Linked DNA regions of Homo sapiens: region 2 is linked to region 1. The links are chromatin contacts, found by Hi-C or POLR2A ChIA-PET in ENCODE. All regions are on one chromosome and are shown on one strand. The core of a region is the stretch at or near the end of the contact, and the rest is flanking DNA. Distances in the headings are between cores, read along the strand shown. Region 1 has its middle 120 kb from the start of AFF2. Region 2 overlaps AFF2 (ALF transcription elongation factor 2).

Region 1 (7,600 bases), core at 4,198-6,697:
AGGTGGAAGGATACACATATATGAACTTACTATGATTCCCTGCCTCAGCTGAGGGGATCAAGTCATCAATGACTGGGCTTATATATTTGTTTGTTCAGGCTTCCATAACAAAGCACCACAGATTGGTTGGCGTAAACAATGGAAATTTATTTCCTAACAGTTATGGAGACTAGAAGTCTAAGACCAAACTATCAGCAGTGTTGGTTTCTTCTGAAGCCTCTCTCCTTGGCTTGTAGATGGCTGCCTTTTCCCTGCTTCTTTAAATGGTCTTCCCTGTGTGTCTGCGTCCAAATCTCCTCTTCTTATCAGGACACCAGTCACATTGGATTAGGAACCCACCCTTATGACTTCATTTAACCTTAATTATCTCTTTAAAGATCCTACCTTCAAATACAGTCACATCCTGAGGTAGATGGGGTTAAGACTTCAACACAGGAATTTTAGGGTAACACATTTCTGCCCATAATTGCTTATGCCAAAACCAAAAATTTCTGTGGCCTGCCCATGCTACCACACAAATCTCACCGACACAAATGAGATTGCCTCTGTGTTACCTAGGTTTTGGCAACAAGCAACATTACCTTCCACAAACAAGCTGTACCATCTGCTTCCTAAGGCAAATCTTGTCTGTTATGAGAGAATTGGCAAGCATCAGTGTGAAAGTTTGAGTCCCAGATATTAAATATTTAAATATTAATTTGTTCTTTGAAACGCTTAACAAAGTTATTAGTATGTTCATTATAAGCCTCATAATTATATTTAATATTCACTAATAAAATCAACAGGGTAGGATTCTATCCCCAGTTCTTTGATGAAAGCAGAATGTCTTATTTTGTTCCCCATGTCATTATTTCTCTTTCCCGCAATTAGTTCAGTGAACCATACAAGACTGTAAATATTAAATTCTATGACATGCTTAATTGACAAAATATGGAAGAAATGTGTGTGCCAGTGGCTATAAATGACATCACATGCTCTGGAGGAAAAATGGTTCAGTGGGAAATAATGTAGCATTAATAAAACATACCAGTTACATTCAAAATAGGAAAGCATTTGGGTGACAGAAAAAATTTTCTCACAGCATGGAATTTTTGATGGAGAAATTGAGTTTAAGTTGGTTTAACACAGAAGGTGCGTGTATGTCAGCACTAACAATTGGCATTTCTGCATTTTTATTTAACATTATTCATGGCTTCAAAATAAATATTTCACATTTTTATCCTGCATCGTAGAATGTAAGTGGTATAAACTTCCCAGGATCCCCAAGGAAATAATGGCTAACACTTATTGAGCACATCTTTGCCAAGCATACTTGCATTAGCTCGTTTCACCTGGAACTCAATCCTAGGAGGCAGGTACCATTATTTTCCCTACTTATTGATGAGAAAACTGAGGATGGAGAGTTTGGGTAATTATCCCATGATCATACAACTAGAATATAAAGGAGCTATGGGTTGAATCTCACTGACTCCAAATCCCATGTTTTTATTGTTATATTTAAACTCTCCTTGCCCCAATGTTTCCTCATGTGTACAATGCATAAGATAAAATTAAATACCTTGGCAATGTTGAGGAAATACCTTACCTGAAAACATTATAAAAATACAAAACTCTCTGCAAATAGGTGCAGATATCTAAAAGCTAATTAAGGAAAAAATAACTCTCACATCCAGGGACCCAGAGGTTTTGTTGTTTGAGGTTTTCCTAGACTGGCAAAGTTAAAATATTTTATTTTTTGATAACTTTAAGGGTAAAATTTACAAAATATTTATTAGGAGATAGTACACAGTGGTTGGGTCTAGATATTATTAGTAAAGGAAAACTTTAAAAAAGTTGTCTTGGCCAGGCATGGTAGCTCATGCCTGTATCCCAGCACTTTGGGAGGCCAAGGCGGGTGGATCACCTTAGGTTAGGAGTTCAAGGCCAGCCTGGCCAACATGGTGAAACCCCGTCTGTACTAAAAATACAAAAATCAGCCAGGTGTGGTGGCACACACTTATAATCCCAGCTACTCAGGAGGCTGAGGCAGGAGAATCGCTTGAACTTGGGAGGCAGAGGTTTCAGTGAGCCGAGATCACGCCACTGCACTCCAGCCTCGGTGACAGAGCGAGATTCCATCTCAAAAAAAAAAAAAAAAGAAAGAAAGAAAAAATGTTGTCTTACAATAGATACCACTTATTCTCTTAAAACATACTGAAAATCAGTATTAACTATTTACAATGTGACTCTAAGTAATAATGACTAGAACTAAGAGAAAAGAGCAAGCTACTGACTATCACCTAATTTTTTAAATTATTGCATGGGAAAACGGAGGTGTAGAGGGCCTTGTTCCTTATTGCTTTGGAATGAAGGAGGCCAAATAATTGGCTTTGAACTGAAGATTTGCAAAAATAATCAGCAAGTAAATTCTTGCCTTGGGCTTATTTGCCAATATCAGGGTATTTCAATGAAAGTAACGGTAATACATAGCAGTGTATTGAAGCAGACATTTCAAATTCCAAATATGGGATGACTCACTGGGCAAAAGAGTCAGGTCTTGTGCAGGTTCTAGTGCAGGTCTTGGTATTTACATCTAAGGACCTTCAGTTGGCCACCTCTTGGGTCTGTTTCCCTACTGGAAGCATGAAGAGCTGGACCAAATACTCTGTACAGGCCATTTCAGCTTGAGTGACTCGTCCTCCTTGCAGCCTCTTTCTATGGGTGGAAGTTTCTGGGATTAATTGGAAAGCTCCTTCTCAGTGCCCAGATGTGAGAGCACTGAAAAGCCCCTTGTCAGGAAGGAGTATATTATTTGACTGTTAAATGGTGTCACAAACACATGCTTCAACAAGGCAAGAGCTCTCTCTCATGCAATGTAAACACTCCCTATCACTGAGAGAGACAGTACATTATCAACATCAGCAGTTTATTGGGTATCAGCATTAGCCACTCAAGCTGAGCTTAACCGACAATTCTTGCAATTCCATATCTTGTCTGATTTTCCCTTTCTAGTTTGCTGTCTTCCCATTGTTCTTTTGCACAGCATGGGAGCTGCTTCTGTTTCTGTTTGTTGCCATAGGAATCGAGTTTCACAGGAGTATGCAAGTGCCCCTGACTCACCTGCTTCTGCAGAAAAGCTATGGGGTATCTGGTCCTTCCAAAGACACCAGGGCTCCAGGTAACCACTCCCTGGTATTAGGAAAAGTAAGCACATAAGATTTACATGGCAATTACATTTGTCAAGGTGCAGGCCATCCATGTTTTCCCTATCTTCCTGAAAACACATATTCCAGTGAGGTACACAGAAGAGGTTTTTGCCCTCCATGCAAAATGGGGTTGCTGTGTATCCCTCTAGAAAATCAAATGAGATAACATACACTTAGAATAGTATCTGGGGTGTAGTTAGTTATCACTCAATGACCATCATTGTTATTTCTGAAGAAAATCAGGTCACATTTTCTGCCACTAAACTTTCAGCCAGCGGTTTTCTTCTAGCTGGCTGAGATGCATTTTGCTGGACTGAGATTTCCATGGATCTGGTGCAAAATTCTAAAAGATGGGGACTGCTTGCCCTTCCTTGCTAGTTCTACTCCACATCATTTCTGCTACAGTGGAACCCACTTTGATTTGGCTTCTGAGTTGATTATTGGTACACAGGCCTTCCCTCTGATAGTTAAAAACATTTGACTGCTGCTTCTGCTTGGACACTGTTGCTATGCTTGGGATTTTTACCCCCAATGGATCTGACCATTCTAGCAAAGTGCAGCCAGTGACAATAAGTAGAACAGAAGGCAAGAGTGATGTATTTTAGAGTATAAATGGGGCCCAAGCCACAGATTTATCATACACGTGTGTCCCTTTTTGCATGTTTTTGGGTTTTTGTGTTATCTTAGTGTTACAAGATGACTGATTTCTTGTGTTCAAAGACTTTACATATGAAATGGGTCATTCCGATGACCCAGCCCAGAGACTCTAGTGATGAATTTGAGCAAGAATGGTCACTGATCTTCCTGAGACGGGCCCCCAAAGGTTAGGGTTTACATTAGACTTCCTGGAATTCTCTGAGAGCCCAGTAAGATTATCACTCATTATATGATCTAAGCCAATCGACAGCCCAAAGCTTCCCATCATCAAGGCCACCTTTATAAAGAACTCTCCTCACTGGGGACTACACATTTTGAAATATTTTGCTATATCAAACAGCATTTATTTATTTGAATAGCCTTCTTTACCACCTGCATTTATGAGGGAGTAATTAAATAAATTTTCCCTTTTAAAGAATTAATTGAAAGGATTGGGTAACTCCCAATTAGTTTCTTGTCAGCATGAGATGCCCTCAAGTTTCTGCAAAATAGAGGTGATACTAGTCATAACCTCAGGGTTGTTATGAGGAGTAAAGGAAGTGGAACAGTGGCTGGCATACAGAAAGTGTTCAGTCAGGGTTAGCTATCATGGCTGTGAAGGTGAGGTTAAAGGATTGATGGACCTGACAGAATCCTTAGCCCAAAGTCAAAGCACTTGTGACTTTGTCTGCCTGCCCGGTCTGAAAGGGAGCGTATGTAAATTCTCTGTCTGGTTGGGAGGATTATTGTTTGTTTCACATTGAGAAAAACTTGTGGACCTCTATTATGCCCTCTAGACCTCTAGGTGTCCAGGGAATGACCTAGGCTCCTTCTCAAGCCAGTCTTTTCAGGCTCTACAATTTGAGGTTAAAAATACAATTAGTATTTTTGTTCCCTAAGACACAGAAGACAACTGCCTTTAATTTGTTCTAAAGTGCTTTCTTTCAGTTTCAGGATGTGTACAAGGCATACTGGGAAGGAAGTTTTTCTTTCACTTTAGCAACCCAGGACTTAATGAGTAAAGCCAGCATGACCTATTTATAACTTGCAAAGGCGGCGGGGTAGTATGTAGGGTAATTAGAGACATAAGCTTTGAGTCATGCAGACGTGGCTTCTCTCCCTGACCCTGTCACTCACTGGCTCTGTGACTTTGGTCAAGTCCCTTTCACTCTCTGAGACTGTTTCGTCACCTACGAAGTGTAGGTTATATTAATACCTATCTCATACGAATGTACAACAGGTAGAGGACACACATAGAAGGGGGAGAGAGAGGTATCCGTGCCATCCTTGTTTTCTTTCTGCTCATTAGCATACCCAGGATCATTTCCCCTCTCAGCCTTTCCCATTCCAGGTTAACAAATCCAAACCTCTACAATGTGTCTAGTCAAAAGACAAAAGGTAGGATGGCATTTTGGTTAACATGAGTCTCATTTCATCTGAGAAAAGGAAGGTAAGCTGGGAACAGATTAAAGCAAACTAGCTATGAGACAGGCAGGCTGGTTGGTTCCCTGTTTTAATATGGTCTGGAGTAAAAGAATGCAAGTTCCTTACTCAAGCTGTAGCTTACCTAACTCTCAACCAATCAGTAATAAAAGACCCAAGAAGCTGTTAACCACAAATTCCTGCTTCGGGGGCTAGGGACTTCCCCAGGGCCCTGCATGTGCAGTTAGAGTTAAACTTCGAACTACAGTTACCCCTTCCTTATTTTAATGTTAAAAATCATGCCCAGAGGTGGAGATGTAAAATGCTAATTCTACATATGATGTATGAAAAAGCATGTTGAGCCAATGCACAAGCACTAGAAAAATCCCTCCTACTCCTATACATGCTCGAATGTAATACTTTCCTGTAGAAAACTCCTGTAAACCTAACTCACAGACTACCCTCGATAAGCAACCCATTTCTTTTCCCTTCTTGGTGCTGACTCCCCTGTGCACAAGCGGAATAAACTTTCCTTTGCTGCTATGTTTGGTTATCTCTTTTGGTTTCTATCCTGGGCAATCACAAGAATCCATGATGCTGGTAACATTTTGTGGCACCCCAGGTGAGGCTCTCCTTTTAGGTCCCAGGAGAGTGAGTGAGATTGCCCAGAGGATGGAGGTGTCTGACCAGACATGAACAAAAGCTGGCACTCTGGACCACTGTTTCAGTGTTAGCGCCTTGGTGAATCAGATCCAGACTCTGAGTGTGTCCCCGTTCCCTTTCATTCATCTTCTATCTTCCCTTTGCTTTCCTTTTTTTCCCTTCACCTTCTTCCTTTTCAGTCTGTTTTGACTCTTCAGGAGTCCTGGTGTTTAATTAATCAGCTCTTGGAACCCTGGTTTCAGTTTCTGTTTGGCCAATGGGAGTGATTCCTATTTACCCATCTGGTATTTTGTTTGGGTAGCTGGAGTGAATCTGGCTCAGCTTTCTGGTATTGAGCTGAAAAATTGTCCCCTGTTCGTGAGCTGGCTAAAAAGTAGTCAGCAACCTGGAGTTCCCTTTTGTCTCAGACTTTGAAATTTCTCAGTACTTTCCTCAATTTTTGTCTTCTTTATGGGGTCTGGAAACTGGAAATCTGTTTTGTCATTTGTCTAAGTGAAAATGTACTTCCTTTGATGGTCTTTGTTGCATGTGAGCCTGACCCTTCACAATTCCTGGGAGAAGGCCTTACTCACTAGACCAGATCACCACTTTACTTTTTTGGTTTGTCTAGTCCATCATGTTATCTCTTGATAGAGTCAGTGCCAATGAATGTAAATATACAGTAGGTTCTACTTAGAGCTGGTGCAAAATCTACAACCTATTAGATTTTGAGGGCTGTGGCCAGAAAATTTGAGAGCTAGAGTCTCTCAAGCTCCCTCAGTCAGCTCCCTTCCCTCTGTCCTCCTTGTCTTGCCTGGTTCTCACCAGGTTTCTGAGGGTCTGGGTTGGGTGGGAAGAAGAGGGGTTTGTCAGAGCCAAGGGTTCCATCCCTCACCAGGCTACTTAATCATAGGACACCAGGTCTACCACGGAAAACACTGCAGGCATACCAAAAGATTTCTCCCTAGGATGCATCCTGAGTAATTGAGATGAATTTGAATTGGATAATCTAAAGAAAAAGAAGCTGATGTTTCTCTGTAATGTTGCTTGGCTTTGGAATCCCCAGGGGGACAAAGAGACACAGCCTAGGAATGGGGTCTTTGAGTTATAACACTATTTACAATTGAAATTGTATTGCAGAAAATTTCTAATAAATGCATTGAGATCCCATATGTGCTGGCTTTTATAAAATTAAACCAGGATCCAAAACTCCGGGACTCCTGCAGAGTCTGTGTGGCATCTCTTAAACAGTTGAAAGAGGAGCCAATTTCTGCTTTAGACTTTGACCCTGTAGATGCTGTCTTCTCAACACCTCTCCAGGGGAAGGCAGGAGCAATGAGTCCTTCTGCCCTGGTGGGTCCTCCTTCCTCTCACTCTGAGCCTCCTCCATATTAGGCTGGGTCAGGAAGGACTTCCCCTTCCACTTCCCAACAACCTCCAATGCTATTCCCAATGGGGCTCTGATCAGGTTCCAAGCTTGCACCTTCCTTTACTTCTCCACCAGCTCAGAGATACTTTCCCCTCTGGGAGGTAACAGATGGCGCTGGAAGGACAGTTTGGATACATGTACCCTTTTCTTTTTTTAAAAAAAAATAGAAGTGGTACCTGACTTCAAACTATACTACAAGGCTACAGTAACCAAAACGGCATGATACTGTTACCAAAACAGAGACATAGATCAATGGAACAGAACAGAGCCCTCAGAAATAACGCTG
Region 2 (6,931 bases), core at 2,061-4,560, 230 kb before region 1:
ATTCTGCATCCAAGTGCATAAAGACGGATCCATTTCTTCAGACAATTCCCACCAAGGCCTCCCTGTGGATGCCATCAAGATTTTGCACCTGCAATTGGCTAATTGCCAGCACAATAGGCCACTTGAGCCTTCAAAATTAAGGATTTAACGATAAGTGGGGAGGTACAATGATAAATGAAAGGCTGAATTCACACTTCTGATTTCTATGGCCTAATATATTAGGGGATGTAAAATGGAAGCAGGCCATAATGAAGCCTAACAACAATCCTTATGGTCACTATTGAGTCTCCTGGAAAAAGCCTCTCCAATTTAGAAACTGTGAGTGAAAGACTGCCTTAAAATCTATGATGTGATCATTATTATAGTCTCAAAGGGCAGCTTTGACACAACTACAGTGATTATTTTCTAACTTCTCTAAAAGATTGACCACCTCCTTTTTCCCTCCCCCTCCTTTTCAAGAGCCAAGTTTCAAAAAGGGGGAAAGAGAGAACCAAAGAATGACTTCATGAAGGCCACATTCTCCAAGGTCTCAAAAGCACTTGGGAAATTTCACCAATTGGATCACAAATATTTGCACATTGGTTATCTTTTCGTACTAATCAGAAAATTCTCTTGTACAAAATGTCTGGCCTTAGCTAGCATGTTGTTTCTTCCAGTTACTGGGCTGCCACAAGGACAATAACCAGCTTACCAACCAGGTCTTACATAAGCCACAAACCTAGGATTGGTCTGGTGATCATGTCTCCTTTTAACCTTGTAAGTCTCTAGAAATGTTTTTCCCACATATGCAGTGTCTGTTTTTAGAAGCATGTTCATTTGCTAACGTGGTTGCATATATTTCTTAGTTTGGCAGCAGCAACAGCAGTATCAGGTGGAAAATACCCTATTAGAAAAGCAATGTATATTCAATAGCTTTGGTAAAACAGTTTACTCTTTCATATTGAGGAAATCCTTGGAGGAAATTACAAAGATTATGCCTTACAAGTATAATGCACAAGAAGAGAGGGCTTTGTTAATAGAGGTTTCAGACATCTTAAGCAGGGAGGAAAAATCTCCATAGATAAGAACTCTCTTTAAATAGGCCTAGTCTGATACATGGACGGAGGCTTAGGAAAAGTCGCTATTGTCAGAACTATAAATGGTGTATAGCTTACCACAAAACTTACATGAACTTTCATATAGTTTCACAGTCATGAAAATGAGTCAGTACATAATTCTCTATGGTAGACTGAGGGGGTTTCCTAAGAAATTAAAGGTCAATAAATTTAAATGGCATGAAGTGCCTGATTAATAGCACAGGAAAATAAATCCCAGAACAAAAGCCCTGCAAAGTTAATCCCTATTCACACATGCTGTTATCAAGAAATATGTATTTAAGGCTTACTAGGTACTAAATGCTGAGTGGAAAGCATGCAAATGTGCAAGGAATGGCCCCAGATCTCAAGATTATAATTATTTGGAAAAATAAGACCCATTGACATATAAAGACAATTAACTGATTTAGACACTCCCTAACAACTGCCAAATGAGTGGCTGGGCCCACTACGGGTGGGTTCAGGGAAAGGAGAAATTCTTGAAGGCTGGAGTGGGCAAGCAAGGCTTCATGGAGGAGTTGAAACTGGAGCCTCCCAAGATGGAGAATGGAGACTATGTAAGGCTCAGAGATAGGAGTCCAACCAGCCCACTCAGGGCACAGTGATTGTCCCAGTCTGTCTGAAGAAAGAGCAATTTTAAGGAAGCAAAGGAAGATGAGTTTGGGAACGTACTGGGTAGGGGTTGCTGTCATGGATTTTCCCCTAGAGCCTCCAGAAGGAATGTAACCCTGCTAACCCATTTTAGATTTCTGAACTCCAGGACTGTGGGAAAATAAATTTGTGTTGTGTTAAGCCACTAAGTGTGTGATGATTTGTTACAGCAGCCATGGGAAACTAATATATCTTATGTGTATACAAATACATTTCTCATCTTCACAAACATTACTGTAACCATTAGACCATACTATCTGAATGTAGTGTTTAATTTCAACAAATTGGAGACAAGACAGCAAAGCCAGCTTCTCCAAAGAAAGCTTACCTTCCAAATATCTCACTGCCTAAATCAACAACCATTCACCCAGGGCTTCCCCTACCTGCCAGACCACTTGATCATGAATGTCCAACTTCCAGGGTGCAAATTCACACAAGTGAAAATCTAGCCCAACTTTCCATTTAACCGTCACATCATATAGTTGATAAATGGGCCTGTTTTTCATGTCTCTGCTAGGAATACTGGGAAGACAGAGCAATATTTGAAAAACATTGGGCTAAGTAAAATAATTATAAAGCATTATTTTAATAAGTTACTGCTTTCAATGTCAACTAATATAATTCATTCAGTGTTGTTTCCTCCTTAGCTTTATTTCCCATTTAACAAGCTCCCTGAATACCTTTTAAAGGGATTGTGATGCCTATATAGAGAAATAAAATATATTTTAAAACATATTTTATTCTCACCCTCAACTATTACACAGCAGTCTTTGGAAAGGCTGATAAGATCAGTTGAGCCCAATGTCACTAAGTGGAGATAACCTGATGCCATTTCCCAAATGCCAGATTGTAGCAGCGGCCTGATCACCAACCCCCACAACTCTCCAGGCACATTACCCACTGGAAATGCAGTTGGAATGGCAGAAGTTCACTTGCATAAATAAATCCCAAGCCAATTCCATAAATAATAAATCACTCATCTTGTAGAAGAAAAAAGATGCAGCTACACAACTTTTACGTGTAATACTATGGCTCACTCAGAATGAAAGGGGGAGAAACAGAAAAGGGAAGTACAATTTCCTCTGCCCTCACTAAATGTTATTTGCAAGAATATTTGTTTTCTGTTTTGCTTCACTTTGGTTTTTATCGTTTTGAAAGGAAATGCACAAAAACATAGATATCATTAAATATGGAATACTAAGAGGGCAAAGAGCATCATGATCGGGTAGAATAAACCCCAAAGTAGGAGTCAGGAATCCCACATTCTGTTACTGGATTGGCCGTTAACTGCCAAGTGAGCAACAAACAGGTAGTTTCACCACCTGTGACTCAATACCAAGTCATTTACAGTTAGAATTATTAATAGTAGGGGAAAGAACTACAGCGATAATAACAATGCACCCATACTGTGTACCAAGTGTGCATGAGTGCTCTCACTCTTCCACCCCCCTCTCTCTCTTCACATGGGCAATTCCTAATTCTTAAAACGATCCTATGAGATAAGCACTATTATCACCCATCATTGACAGATAAGGGAAGTGAGGTTCATGAGGTTCAGATTACTCAGTAGTGGAGACCAGGAAGTGCTCAGGGAAAGCCAAAAGCTTTCACAGGCTCTGCTTTGCACTCACTCTTTCCCTTCCTAAGAACAAGATGGATGTGGGAGGGGCAAAGCTTAGGCCACTTTGCTCAGAGGCTGCCCCTTTCAACTGCCTTGCCAAGGAAGCAGGAAGGGATCAGATTTCAAGACAATCCTTGTAGTTCCCTGGGCAGGTTGGCTGAGCCATACCATGACAGGAAGAATGTCACCAGGACCATATCCAATGTGTGTGTCTCAGGGTACAGGCTTTAACAGGGATTGTGTTATTTATTTCCTGGTTATAACGCACATACTGAGTTGGGAAGGGTGTGTGGAGTAAGAAGGAGAGGAGTTAGCATGCAAAGTACTTTGGCATTTCTGCTTCTACAAGGAATTACAAAGTACAGAAAAGGAATGCTGCTATAAAACTCCCAAAATTAGACTTGGTTTCAGATCAAAAGCTAAGAAAATAGTGAGAACCCCTTTTAATTCAGCCAGTCACTACACACACAGACAGACCACAGCTCAAATAATATCCCAGAAACATACCCATGTACATTCAGAACTTAATATAACCCAACTAGAACAGAAGGCAGGTGTTAATACTATTCCTCAAACCACATTTCCATGGCATTTCAAATATTTATAGCTTGTTATAAATTACACCAAGGCCACATATCAAAGAATGAAAATCACCCATATTAAATTAATCAGAGATTTTAGAAAATTATACATTGCACATGACTGAGTATAATACATTTAATGTTTCAATGTCATGGAACATTTGCTTTATAAATAAAATATGAAAGTGATTAAGCTCTCACAGACCCTCAGCAATATGGCAAATCTATATGCGAGCCCCCTAAGCCCTGGATTTGTATCTCTGGATTTTGGTCACTGAAGAAAAACAAAAAATCATGCAACTGAACTAGATCTCACTAGTTGGTGATGCTCCAGAGGAAAGTCAATGTCAGCATGGGTAAAAGTGAAATTCAATATCCTAGTTCCTAGTACTCTGATTTCTTATAAAAGAATTCAAATGTTACCCTCAGCTCTATAAGCTCAGTTGCCACTCTCCTTTAATGGAAACTTAAGTGCACATTGAAGGCAGGATTTGGCTCAAGGACTTTCTATGCCACACTAAACATTCGTGTTGTTAAAAGCATCTTTACACATATACGCCATTAGAAACTAAGATTGGATTTCAGGACAAGAATGTAAAATGTAGACTTTGGAGATGTCTGAGGAAGTGTTTAAAATATTTCACCTAGCCCAGGTAACATGGTGAGACCCCGTCTCTATCAATTTTTTTTTTTTTAACTAGCTGGCATGCGGGCATGAGTAGTGCATGCCTGTAGTTCTAACTACTTGGGAGGCTGGAGTGGGAGGATGGCTAAGTCTGAGGTTACAGTGACCTACAATCACGCCACTGCACTCCAGCTAGGGTGACAGAGTGAGACCCTGTCCCTAAAAATTAATTAATTAATTAAAATAAAGTATTCCACTGACTCCCCTACCAATAAAGAATACAAGCCTTAGCTTCCTCCAGAGCCAAGCAACTACACAAAAGTCACCAGGTAGCCAGAGTTTTCCATGGATTCTGAAGATGCAATTCCACATCTGTGCTTCTTAGATTTCATGACATCTTTCCCATTTCTTTATGGAAGTACTGTATAGTTACGTGACTGTGTGTATGCTAATTCAAATTAATTTTGCTTTGAGGACCTTATGATAGCTTCATAAAGCCATTTGGAAAAAAAATTGTTGACACAATGGGGTATGTCAAAACCAGTGCTGTAAGTCCTGGAATACATCTCCCAAAACTATATAATCCAATACCAGACCATGGCTTTTTTGTCCCTTTTTACAGAACACCCTACTCTCAAGGGTCATATTCTATCCTGGACCTCGGTAAGTGCAACAAAACTAGATTATAGCTCTACACTGACTTCTAGTTTCCAAAACACAATTGCCTCTTTGCATGGTATATTAAATATTCCCTTTTAGCAGCAGTTCTGAATATGGCAAGGTATCATCAACTTCTCAGAATACTCATTGTATTATTCTGTTGAAAAGCTGCACATGGCAAATAGGCAACATTGGGAGTCCAAACCCTCTTCTTGGTCTGATGAGATAGCAATGGCCTGCCAGGCACATTACCAGTATATAGCTTCTCTAAAAAAAAGAAACCAGATAGATTTGTAGAACCATTTTTAAAAGAGATTTTTTTCCTTATAATTAAATATAAAATCAAGTTTCCTTGTCATAAACTAATTGATACAAATCTTCAAATGATGAGAGAAATGGTATTCCTGCAGGATTTATATAGAGTGGTTGTGTGCCCCTTTGATGTTGCCCTCTAATGTAGATAGACTGTATTAGTCCATTTTCATACTGCTATGAAGAAATACTCGATACTGGGTAATTTCTAAAGAAAAAGAGGTTTAATGGACTCACAGTTCCACATGGCTGGGGAGGCCTCATAATCATGGTGAAAGGGGAAGGAGGAGCAAAGGCACATCTTACATGGTGGCAGGCAAGAGTGTGTGTGCAGGGGAACTGCCCTTTATAAAACCATGAGATCTTGTAAGACTTATTCACTATCACGAAAACAGCACTGGAAAACTCACCCCTATGATTAAATTACCTCCAACCGGGTCCCTCCCATGACACATGGGGATTATGGGATCTACTATTCAAGATGAGATTTGGGTGGGGACACAGCAAAACAACATCACAGGCCAAATTCTCAAATAATTTTATATCTCTATTCTAAAGACAGTCTTGGATAATTCAAGGAACCTGAGTTTCGGAATCTGGAAGATTTGGGCAAGAGCTTTTACTAGCTTAGTGAGCATGGGAGCCAGTTACTTTACCTTTATGAGATTCTGTTTCCTCATCTTGAAGTACTCAGCCTATAGTAAGGTCTCAATTTTCTTGCTTTACATCTTGTCGTCTATGACCCTAAACATGTTGCATGGCACACGAAGCCAATTTCTTATAATTGCCTTAGAGCAAGAGAGCTGTGTAATGCCCAGAAACAAGCTCAAGTGAGTTTAGAGTAAATGCTTTAAAAAAAGAGAGCAAGTTCCTTATTTCACTTTGACTAATTCAGGCCTGAATTAGGAAAACACTCATTTATGTGTCATTGTCTCAACCAGGAATCTCTGTTAATTGGCACTTCTGTGTGAGTCTCCTATGCTGTACAACCATAATTTGACGTTTATAATCATGATCCAGAGGTATTGCAAAGTCCTGAAGTGCCTACTGAATCGTCAAAGATTCAATTACATACAATCTAGTTTTAGTTCTAAGTGATCGTTTGAAAATTGGTAATTCCTGTATGGTATAGAAACTGAAAAATCTGGCATATAGCATTCACATGCTATAGCATCTACAAGGCTTGGAAACACCATAGAAAATATGCAGGCTACTAAAAAGCAGGTTGGGTTTAGAAAATTTTACAAATCTATCCACAAGGCTGACTTGACTTTTTTTTTTTAATTATTTTGAAAGAATTTTAGACTTTAATACAGAGAATTTAGGTGTCTTCTCTGACTACCTTTCCTTAGTGTTAGCAACTTATATTACCTTAATTGAATTATCA

The links. Hi-C counts contacts between places; a loop is a spot of excess contacts on that map. ChIA-PET counts read pairs that join two places held with the same protein, here RNA polymerase II (POLR2A). Pooled maps may share reads with other maps.
Region 2: a map of GM12878 shows a loop between it and region 1 (3-fold over the local background). The contact joins two enhancer-like sites. A Hi-C loop is called at or near these places in 1 of 168 maps with a recorded cell type or tissue (GM12878), 17 of 37 single-sample maps with no recorded cell type and 11 of 50 pooled maps. POLR2A ChIA-PET finds 5 or more read pairs at or near these places in 2 of 52 experiments (OCI-LY7 and activated B cell).

Annotation. Positions count from the first base shown.
Region 1 is chrX:148,378,643-148,386,242 of GRCh38, reverse strand. No RefSeq gene overlaps it. Among named protein-coding and RNA genes, the nearest start is that of AFF2, 120 kb to the left of the region's middle. RefSeq lists an enhancer at 4,692-4,781. Within about 2 kb of position 5,447, at least 8 of the 41 ENCODE cell types and tissues checked have a DNase peak (open chromatin) inside an H3K27ac peak, as active enhancers do; they include GM12878 and OCI-LY7, where a contact is called at or near this core.
Region 2 is chrX:148,606,395-148,613,325 of GRCh38, reverse strand. All of the region lies in intron 1 of AFF2 (ALF transcription elongation factor 2), which reads right to left. Among named protein-coding and RNA genes, the nearest start is that of AFF2, 110 kb to the right of the region's middle. RefSeq lists an enhancer at 2,767-2,876. Within about 2 kb of position 3,310, at least 4 of the 41 ENCODE cell types and tissues checked have a DNase peak (open chromatin) inside an H3K27ac peak, as active enhancers do; they include GM12878 and OCI-LY7, where a contact is called at or near this core.